2 separate regions of the Homo sapiens genome follow, and region 2 is linked to region 1. A link is an interaction called in ENCODE POLR2A ChIA-PET data of the cell type or tissue named here. Cell type or tissue: MCF 10A. All regions are shown on one strand. Each heading gives the region's core, and the rest is flanking DNA. Links, peaks and the distances in the headings are about the cores only.

Region 1 (5,131 bases), core at 1-4,000:
TAGAATTCCAAAATTTTATTTCAGGCTCTCATGTGCGCACACACACCCCCGCACATACAATGAATAGATCATTACACTGTAACATTTAAAATAAATTTTCTAAAGTATTTCCTCCAAATGTCAATTTCTGGACATTTCTAAGGGAAATAAAAATAATGGAATGTAAACTTTACTCGCAGAAGATAAAATAGCCTTTAAAAGTTCTCTTGAGAATAAGTAGTCTGAACAGTACAATCTGTTCTGAAAACCTGAACAATCTTGTATTTCAACTAAAAAAAAAAAAGTGGGGAGAGGAAAGCATAACCTCCTAAGAATCAGCAGACGTGGAGAATTCTTTGTCTCCTACACTGTTCTCTCTCCCTCTCTCTTCTCTCTCTATCTCCTGGATCATTTCCATTAGCTTATAAACATGTTGTTATTTATCATGCCTAGAGCCTTCTTACCGTTTTAGTTTCCACTTGATTATACTGACCTCTTTTGCTATTCAGGTTACAGCAAAACGATATTCTCACTGTCTCCAATTCCTTCCCTTCTAGTTTTCTTTCTTTTTTGCTAAAGCCACTGCAATTAGACTAGTACCACTACTAGTACCACTCCACAGAAACTGCACTTGTCCAATTCACCAAAGATCTCTGCATTCCTAAACCCAGTGATTATTTTACACAACTCACCTTAACAGCTTTTGACATGACTTATCACTCTCTCTCTGAAATACTTTCTTCACTCAGTTCCCAGCACATCCAAGGGCCCTGGATACTTTCAGTCTATCCACTTGGCTTACTCATCCTTCCTTCTCGTCTTTGATCAAATGTCACCACCTCAGTGGGACCTACCATATGTATCTCATTTAAAATTTAACCCCTCACCTCATCACCATACTATTTTCTCTGTGATACTTATCACATTCTAACATACTATATAGTTTGCTTATTGATTATATTTTTTGTGTCATCTCCCAACTGAAAATGTAAACTCCTTGAAGACAGGAAATTTTTTCTGTTGTTTTTGTTACTTTACCCTCAGCATCTTGAAGAAGGATAGGGTGGTCAACAAATATTTGTTGAATAAATAAATGAATTATCTAATAAACCTCACAGATGTAACAGATTCCTTTCTATTGTTGTCAATCAATAAAGCCTTACTTTTTTTTTTTTTTTTTTTTTTCTGAGATGGAGTCTTGCTCTGTCACCCAGGCTGGAGTGCAGTAGCACAATCTCGGCTCACTGCCTCCACTTCCCGGGTTCAAGTGATTCTACTGCCTCAGTCTCCCGAGTAACTGGGATTACAGGCACATGCCACCATGCCTAGCTAATTTTTGTATTTTTGGTAGAGACGGGGTTTCACCATGTTGGCCAGGATGGTCTCGATCTCTTAACCTCATGATCCACCCACCTCGGCTTCCCAAAGTGCTGGGATTACAGGCGTGAGCCACTGCGCCCTGCCAATAAAGCCTTACTTTTAAATCCCAAGGTACTTTTATTATTTTCTATCCCACTATCTTCCTCATGAATACATTGTTTTATTTCCATATTTCTGTGCACATGTCTCTCTTTTACTCATTTTTCAAAAAATTTGAAACCATTTACAAATGTTCACAAAGTAATCAGTGACTACTGAACAAAATTAATTAAGTTCTCACTTAGTGGAAGGAGACACTGGTGCTCTAAGAGATGTAATTGCTTTTCTCGCACGACACCCAAATCAGCAAAAAAACAGTATTTTGGTACTTTCTACTTGACAACACCTCTTTATCATGAAATGGAAAACAAACTCTTGGTCATCACAGTTGCTGGACAAACCAAAAAATGGCTTTAAAGGATCTTAATAAATGGAGCCCTCTAATGAATTTCATCTTCTATCAGTGAAACTCACAAAACGGATGTTTTCCCTCAACTGTACAGCCTAATAGTCCAGAGTGTGTGTTTATCCTCTTCTTAGTTGTTTCCTCTGGCCAGAACACTCATACTCTCTTCTCTGCTTGTTGAAATCTTACATTTCTTCACACCATAACTCAAATGCTGCCTCTCCCTGAAGGCCCTCTGACCCTACCAGTCAGAAGTATTTCTTGCCTTTGTATTCCACAAGCAGGTTTTGGACATCCACCTCTTGCAGCCCTTATTATGGTTCATGATATATGTGATTATTTCTCTACCTGTGTTTTGCATTTCTCAGTGACACCCTCATAGAGGACAAGGACTGTGCTTCGTTTGTTTTTTATGCTGGGCAAAAAAGTCATATTCAGTCACCGAATGAAACCAAACAAAACAAAATACGTGAGTGCAATACCCTTATGTGCATACTCAGATGTGCCACAAATGCATCACAGAAAGTACAATTTGAGACTACTTTTAAATAATAATGCCTGAAACAAAACTGGTGATTTAAAAATGAGAGCTTTGGCTGCCTGACAATTATATTTAAAGGTCATGAGTCATGGCCTCAGAGTAACCATGGTAACCCAGCATACACAGGAGAAGTCATGTTGTACAATAATTAAGGGGGGAAGAAAGCTTTAGAAAGCCTATTAGCTTTGAGATAAAGACAAAATATAATTAACAAATATGTTTATAAAGTTTGTTTTTATTGCATTGTTTTCTTACTTCAGGGTTCACTGGAAACCTGGAAAAACTTCTTTAAATTTCTATTGGCAGGGAGTAATGATACGGCATTTTTCTCAGTGCATTATAAGAACATTGAAATTTCCTTCCTTTAAATGAAATGTCTTTCCGCTTTCTAAACTTTTTACTTCATTCTTCATGTCAAATTGGAGGACTAGTCACCAATTAGCCTGGGTGAATAAATGATTTATTTATTTATTTATTTATTTATTTATTTATTTATTTATTTATTTTAGATGGAGTTTCGCTCTGTCGCCCAGGCTGGAGTGCAGTGTCGCGATCTAGGCTTACTGGGGAGATATGTTATCTCTTTAGCTGCTTTGTTCTGGGAAAATAAAAGAAAATGAGTGTTTGCTAAATTTCATTAGCTTTAATAAATGGATAAAGCCTTACTCCCTCCCATAGATTATTTAATTTTTGAGGCTTATGGAATCCTTTGCACAAATAAACAACATTTTACATAAAATCTTAGATTTGTGAATTTCTCATATCATCCACAGACCATAGACCCAAGACGAAAAGCAAATAAGAACAAGGATCACACATTCACATAAGGAAAATACATTTTAAAACTTAACGAAGCAGGCCAGGCACGGTGGCTCATGCCTATAATCCCAGCACTTTGGGAGGCCAAGGTGGGCAGATCACCTGAGGTCAGGAGCTCAAGACCAGCCTGGCCAACATGGTGAAAGCCTGTCTCTACAAAAATACAAAAATTAGCTGGGCATGATGGCAGATGCCTGTAATCCCAGCTACTCAGGAGGCTGAAGTGGGAGAATCACTTGAACCCGGGAGGCAGAAGTTGCAGTGAGCCAAGATCACTCCATTGCACTCCAGCCTGGATGACAGAGTGAGACTCTGTCTCAAAAACAAACAAACAAACAAAAACTTTAAAAAGCAGAACCATGGTTGCATGTGAACATCCCACAAGGATACTGCCCTATAGGATGTAGCTCCTGCTACAGAGATGTGGCCACCTCTCACTCAAGATTTAAAAGAAAATTGTAAATGGAAGATATTTCCACATTTGAAAGGGAAATGAGTATGGTGTCAACATGCAAAATTTCTAGTAATTAAATGCAGATCAATTAGAGAAGTGAACTGTACTTCCATATTTCTAGCCAACATTGATCTAGGTTTTTATGTGGGGAACATGTAGAGGAGGAATGACCCAGCTTTTTGTGTGTGCATCTCTTGGCAAGAGAGTAGTGAAGATGACATTTCCTTTCAACTGAAAGAAGGCTGGCTTCATACCCTCCCCCTTCCCACATCAGTAAAATGGCTGGGGTGGGTGAGTGTGTGATTTTTAGAAGACCAAGTAAGGGACAATTTATTTGTTCAACAAATATTTATTGAACCCCTACTGTGTGTCAGGCCATGCCCTGTGATCTGGGAAGACAGCAGCTTTCAAAGAAAGGGGTCACTCTCCAGGAAAGGATAAAAAGTCTGTCTGCTGTTATTCCCCAGACTTTAAAGAAAGATTTTTTTTTAAGTACTGAGTGAAAGCTACTTTATCCAGAAATTCCCATGAATTATTTTGGGATGAGAGGAGCTGGGAACTCACCTGCTTCTCTCTGAGGTGTCAGACTCTGGGACCACAGATTTCTTGCTATAGCATTGTCCCATCTCAAGCCAGACCCACTGGGATCCCCTGTCCCTGGGACAGACGTCAACAGGCATCATTCTTTAGAGTTTTAGAATCCCTGCTATTGCTCTGCTGTCCCTTGTTGCTAGGCTACCACAATGGATGTGGAAAAGACAGTTAACTTCCCAAAGAAAAAAATCTCCGTTACAAAGCTGCAGTAACCTCTCAAAACATCTCACAAATCAGATCCAGGCATGAGAATAGGTGAAGAATCACCACATAGCCATCATTTCTGGAAAACTCATTCAAAGTGGAACAGAAACAGTGGTTTTGTGCTCAAACCAAGGCATGTTTACATCCAGAACCAATGCTAAGGAAACAGCCACACTGCTGTCTGAGAGGGGTGCACACCCAGAAATGCATTGGTTTACAGGCAATCAGTGGTGTCACCACAGACCAACCCCTTATTGTGATGATCTGCTTTCCCTGGGACCCGCCGGCCCCAGACAGAAGACCCCACCCGGCCACATTCTCATGAAAGCTTCTTTCCTAACACAGGATTGCACAAGTGATTCATTGTGCCTGATTAGCTGGTAGTTTGCTCACTGTTCACCTGCAACTGCTGCTCCATCTTCCCTGTTGCTTGTCCAAAGACACCAGCTACTTTCTCCCAGCCAGTTGCTGTATCTCTCCCTGGATGCATTTGTAGACCCAGGTGAACCTGTATCCGCTTCACTTTCTGCTCTGACAGGAAGTACAGGTAGGATCCCTGCAGTCCACAGCTCAGAATCATTCCTGGATTTTGGTCTGTATGTCCTGGACTCACCCAATCTAGTCACACGGCTCATCCTAAAATAAATTAGACTGGCATGACAGCAATGTTTCTAATCACAGAATTTGCTTCTAGGGTTAGAGCATTATAGAGCAA
Region 2 (5,285 bases), core at 614-4,613, 390 kb before region 1:
AAAAAAACCCACCTACTCCTGAGACTGAAGACCAAATGCAGATATGTAACTTAAGAATGCTTTGGAAACTAACATTTCTAACAATACAATATTAAATTATTCACAGGCCTTTAAAGACCCAAATCTCCACTCTCACAAAGAAAACAGATTCCACTGATTGAAACACTTCATTGAGAACCTAATGTTCCAGACACTTTTATTTAAGGAAGGATCCTATGCAAAATTAGAAGAACATTAGACTCTCTAATGACTTTAAACTAGTAGTCACTAATGTGGAAGAAAAGGAATTAAGAAAAGAAAGAATGAATGAAGGAAAAGAGTTATTTTAGATATCACCTCCCTTGACAGCACTATCTAATATATCTTTCTGTGATGATGGAAATCTTTGGTATCTCAATTGTCCAATGATAACAACTAGCCAAATGTGGTTATTAAGTACTTAAAATGTGACTCAAGTAACTGAAGAACTGAATTTTTAACACAATGTTAATTTAAAGTTAAATTTAACAGCCACAAGTTACGAGTTACTGGAAAGTACAACCCATATTACATTTAAAAATTTATATCATACTTTTGGAAGATATGGACAGGGGATGGCAGAGGAAATACAAAAAACTAAGATTCCATGTATAAGAAACTTTCTTATTCTTAATTTTTTGAACATTTTTCTACTAGGAAGAGATACATCCATACACTAGAACTCTGCAGCCTAAATCTTTTCTATTTTATATTCAATGGATATAAAAACATTTGTCATGAGTATTTAAAAAAGAAAAAAAAAGTCACCAAAATAACAAGAGCTTATGCAGTATTAAACTGTAGGATATTGAAATGAATGCCAACTGAGACTCAGTAATGCCTGCCCCAATTTCCAATGCTAGCTCTGCATGTCTATGATTTTGGACAGGTCATTTAGTTCTTTTGGGTCTTAAACACCACATACGCAAAACAGGGCAATTTCTCTGCCAAACATTCTTTAGAGAATCTAGACAACAGATATAAGGTAGGTAAGATTCTTTTGTACCACATTAATATGTAAAGAATTAGGCCTATTATTCAATATGTATCGATTGAGGGTCTACTGTGTCAGGCCTATACTAGATAGCAAAGGACATAATGGTGATCAATCACAAAGTCAGCTTCTCATGGAGCTTGAAGTTAGCTTAAGTTGACTCAAGCAACCATGTTAATAGATATACTACCACTAACTAAAGCCATTAAGGGAAAATGAGTTTGTTCTAGACTGGAGGATGAAGGCCTCCTCTCAAAAGAAATAAGGACTGAGGTGAAATCTTAAACTGAAAGTTAACAGTGGGTGTATGGAATGGTGGAAGGGAGAGGAAGAGTCCATGGAGAGTACCATGTACAAAGGCCACGTGACCAAAGAATTATTGTGCCACTGAGTAAGTGAAACACTGAAGAAGAGGCAAACCAGAAATAGACAATGCAGGGAGCATTGGGCAACAATGATCAGTTTTGTTTTGGGCACAATAGTGATGGGAAAGCACAGTGAATATGAGAAGCCCAGTTACAAGGCTATTGCTGCAGCTTTGTTGGTGCAAAAGTCATTGCGGTTTTTGGCATTACTTTCAATGTCAAAAAATGCAATTACTTTTACACCAACCTAATAGGATGGTAGCAGCTTAGATGAAAAGAATATTTAGAAATTCAAGTTGACAGAACTCAGTGATTGGATGGGGGAATGAGAGAAAAGTGTCAAGGATGACTCATAGGTTTCTCACTTTTGCAGTATGATGAATAGTGGTACCATTCCGAGAGATATAGCACACACTGGCAGAGGGCCTGGATTCTTGTTTCTGGAGGGAATGGGAAGAAATACTAAGTTTGTGAGCTTGAGTTATCTTTGAGACATAAAACAAAAATGTCAAGCAAGCATTGGATACCCAGAACTCAGAGGAGTGTGGGTAGAAGACGAAATTTCGGGAGTCATTGGACTACAGATGATGTAGCATAAGGAGAGAAAAAAGAGGAACAAGGAAGGAGAAAAGTCCAAATAAAGCCTTGAGGATGTTCAGGTTAGAGAAGGAGGCGACTGCAAAGGATGCGAGGCTGAAAGAGTCAGAAAGGCAGAAGGAAAACTAAGAAGCCAAGGAAGTGACCAAAACACTTCAAAAGAACACCAAATGCTGCCTGAAAGCTGAACACTGCTCAAAACAAAACAAAACAGAACAAAACAAAAACTTCCTGAAATTTGTGATAAGAATGGAGATCACTTGTGACTTTAACAAGAACTATTTATGCAAAATAGAAGCCACACTACAGCAGTTTGAGTAAAAGGTAAGGAAGGAAAGACGGCAATTATAAACAATACTCTCAACAAGTCTGGCTGAGGAAGGAAGGAAAGAGCTTGTACCTGGAAAGGAATGAGAGTTAAATAAAATATTCCGCTTTTTCTGTCAGATAGAAGCTACTCAAATTTCTTTAACAGAAGTAAACTATTGACAGGAACAGTTAAATATCCAAGAAGAAAAATGAAAATCATAGGACCTCAGAACCAAACTGCCAAGTACTGTTTACATCTACACTGTCCAATATAGTAATCAAAGGTCACAAGGAGCTACTACTTCAACACCATTGAAATGTTTGTCTGAATTGAGATGTGCTGTACTGTATGTGAAAAACACACGGGGTTTCAAACTTTGTACAAAAAAAAGAAATTGAGATATCTCATTATAAATGTTTTAATATTCATTATATCTGCAATGAATGTTTTAGACACAGTGTCAAATAAAATACGGTATATTATAAATTAATTTTGCCTGATTCTTTACTTTTTTAAATGACATATGTAGTTCATATTATATTTCTATCGGACAGCACTGATAAAGACCTTAAATGGTAACAGGCCATAATCACAACAACTGCTAGTCCAAACTTCGGACTGGGGTCCTCAGTCCAGACATGCTCTGTGAAGTTTCCTACCTCTTTCCAAGACCGTCAGCCCTATAGCCCAATTCTTGAATTGCAGCTAAATGTTTTAATCACCCCCTTCCTCTCATCTTGGCTACTGCAATGGTTCCATTAAGATGATAATGGGCTTTTACCAAAGTGGTTGTGACTGATACAATGAGAGGTATTGAGATACTGGATGTGTTTCAAACGTATAATTGTTCAGATTTGCTGATAGTCTGGATGGGGATGTATGGACAGAGTAATACCTATTTAGAATGGAGTTGATATTAATGGAGAAGTCTGTGGGAAGGGCAGGTCTCTAATGATTAGGGTCCTCTAAGTCTTTCCCCACTGGAATACTCAAGCCTGCCCTGCCAAACCACCTACGCTCCCTTGCAAAAGTCTCCAAAATGGCTAGCATACCATACCAAATTCTGTTTGAAACTAAACTGATGGAAGAACTAATTCACACTTACCCAACAAAGAACTATCCCACAGGTTTCCAGAATTCTGAACCTAGATGAATATCTAATTTGTGACTATTCAGAAAAAGCACAGAATTTTTTTAAAAATTAAGGCAGGGAAATTTCTGAGTCCAATGATACTATGAGTGTACTAGCCATAATTAGCTTCTGCTGAGAGTCAACATTCCACTAAGCTATTTTTTCTTTTTGGCTTTCCCCCTTCTTCCAATTAGAAACCCCCAAGTTCTCTACCAGCTCCAAGTTTTTCATAATAGCTTTAAGCTAGTGTTGGTAGAGATCCTAGTGAAAATGGAAAAAGACAAAGGAGGGCCTCAGCTGATAGTAGCTTTCATGGTTTAAATGAGACACCACTAATGTTTTTAACTTCAGTATTTTAAGTAATTTTCCTTGTTGCTCACCCTCAGTGGGCTTTCACTTTGTGGAATCAACCCACTAGTTCCCTACCCCTTTGTACAGTATTTGAAAGACTACTAGTTTTCATGGTTTTACCTGAAGAGCAAAAGCACATTTTTACGCTAAAAATGAAAGCTGTTTTCTTAAGTTCTACTATTTAACAAACCAGTATCTGCAATTTTACCTGTTTGCCTCATTGGAGAACTAATTTGTAGAATGAAACCCTATCTTGAGTCCATCTCCCAAACCTGCCCTTCTCACAGACTTCTCCATTAATATCAACTCCATTCTAAATAGGGGGAAAACCCTAGTATTACTCTGTCCATACATCCCCTCATCCAAACCATCAGCAAATCCCAACAATTCTACCTCTGAAACACATCCAGCATCTGAACACCTCTCATTGTATCAATCACTACTACCTTAGTAAAAGTCATTATCATCTTAATGGAACCATTGCAGTAGGCTTCTAACTGGTTTCCTGCCTTCTACTCTTGCCCCCTTACAGTATATTCTCTACACAACAATCAGCGTGGTATTTTGAAAACATAAGTCAGATCATGTCAAATCTGTGCTCAAAACCCTACAATGCCTTCCCCTAAATCACTCAGAGTAAAATCCTAAGTCTTTATCATGATCTGCAAGGTTCTGCGCTATTTGGTCCTCACTACCCCCTGACTTTATCACACTGCCTCATCAATTCGGTCTTGCTGACCTCCCTGTCTCTCCATCACACCAAGCACACTCCCATCTCAGGGTCTTGGTATCTGTTGTTCCTCTGCCTAGAGTGTTCTTTCCCTGGTATCTGCATGGGGGTCACCCCTTTCTAGAGCCTGCTCACATATCAGAGGTCTTCCCTAACAATGCTAAAACAGCATCACCCAGCCATCATCTAGCCACCTTTAATTTTCCTCGCCCTGCTTTAATTTTGTTTGTTTATTGTCTCCTACCGCTAGAATGAAAGCCCCATGACTTTGTTTTGTTTACTGCTATATCCCCAGCATTTAGAACAGTGTTGTTGTTGATGTTCAACAAGGATTTGTTGAATAACTAGGTTCACATTTATTTCACTTCAGCATAGGACTATACTATAGACTTCCCAAATATATATATGTAACATATAATGAAATATCATTGAAAGCAAACACACTCCACACATAAGAACCAAGAAACTCTATTTTGGTCCTTTAAATTCTAGTCTCACAGGATTTTAAAATGTATGAACATAAATACACACAGAGAAGATATCAATTTAGCAGTGTACTGATTTTTTGCTACATTTTAAATCCCAAAATTTCTTTCCTTCTACCCAGGAAATTTTTATGCTAAAAATTAAAAGCTGTTTTCTATTTAACAAAGCAGTAGCTGCAATTTTACCTGTTTGCCGCATTGTAGAACTACTTCAGTCAGTGTACACCTGGGGGAATGCATTTAGTATTATGGGTAAGCCTGACTTCAATGGCAAGTAGCATGGGTTTAGCAGGGCAAAGCCCC

Evidence for each region. ChIA-PET counts read pairs that join two places held together with the same protein. Peaks named below come from ENCODE experiments on the same cell type or tissue, not always from the same donor. Only the 100,000 strongest peaks of a DNase experiment are listed, where the experiment ranks them.
Region 2: POLR2A ChIA-PET joins it to region 1 with 5 read pairs; 2 of 35 experiments call an interaction of 5 or more read pairs at or near these places.

The regions. Positions count from the first base shown.
Region 1 is chr5:127,702,559-127,707,689 of GRCh38, reverse strand. CCDC192 (coiled-coil domain containing 192) reads right to left here and starts at 4,299. Exons shown (of 7, transcript NM_001317938.2): 1 at 4,183-4,299. The coding sequence starts at 4,244. In MCF 10A, for the core only: no CTCF peak of the experiment used is centred there; a DNase peak (open chromatin) is centred at 2,439.
Region 2 is chr5:128,090,044-128,095,328 of GRCh38, reverse strand. All of the region lies in intron 1 of SLC12A2 (solute carrier family 12 member 2), which reads right to left. Among named protein-coding and RNA genes, the nearest start is that of SLC12A2, 8.9 kb to the right of the region's middle. In MCF 10A, for the core only: no CTCF peak of the experiment used is centred there; no DNase peak of the experiment used is centred there.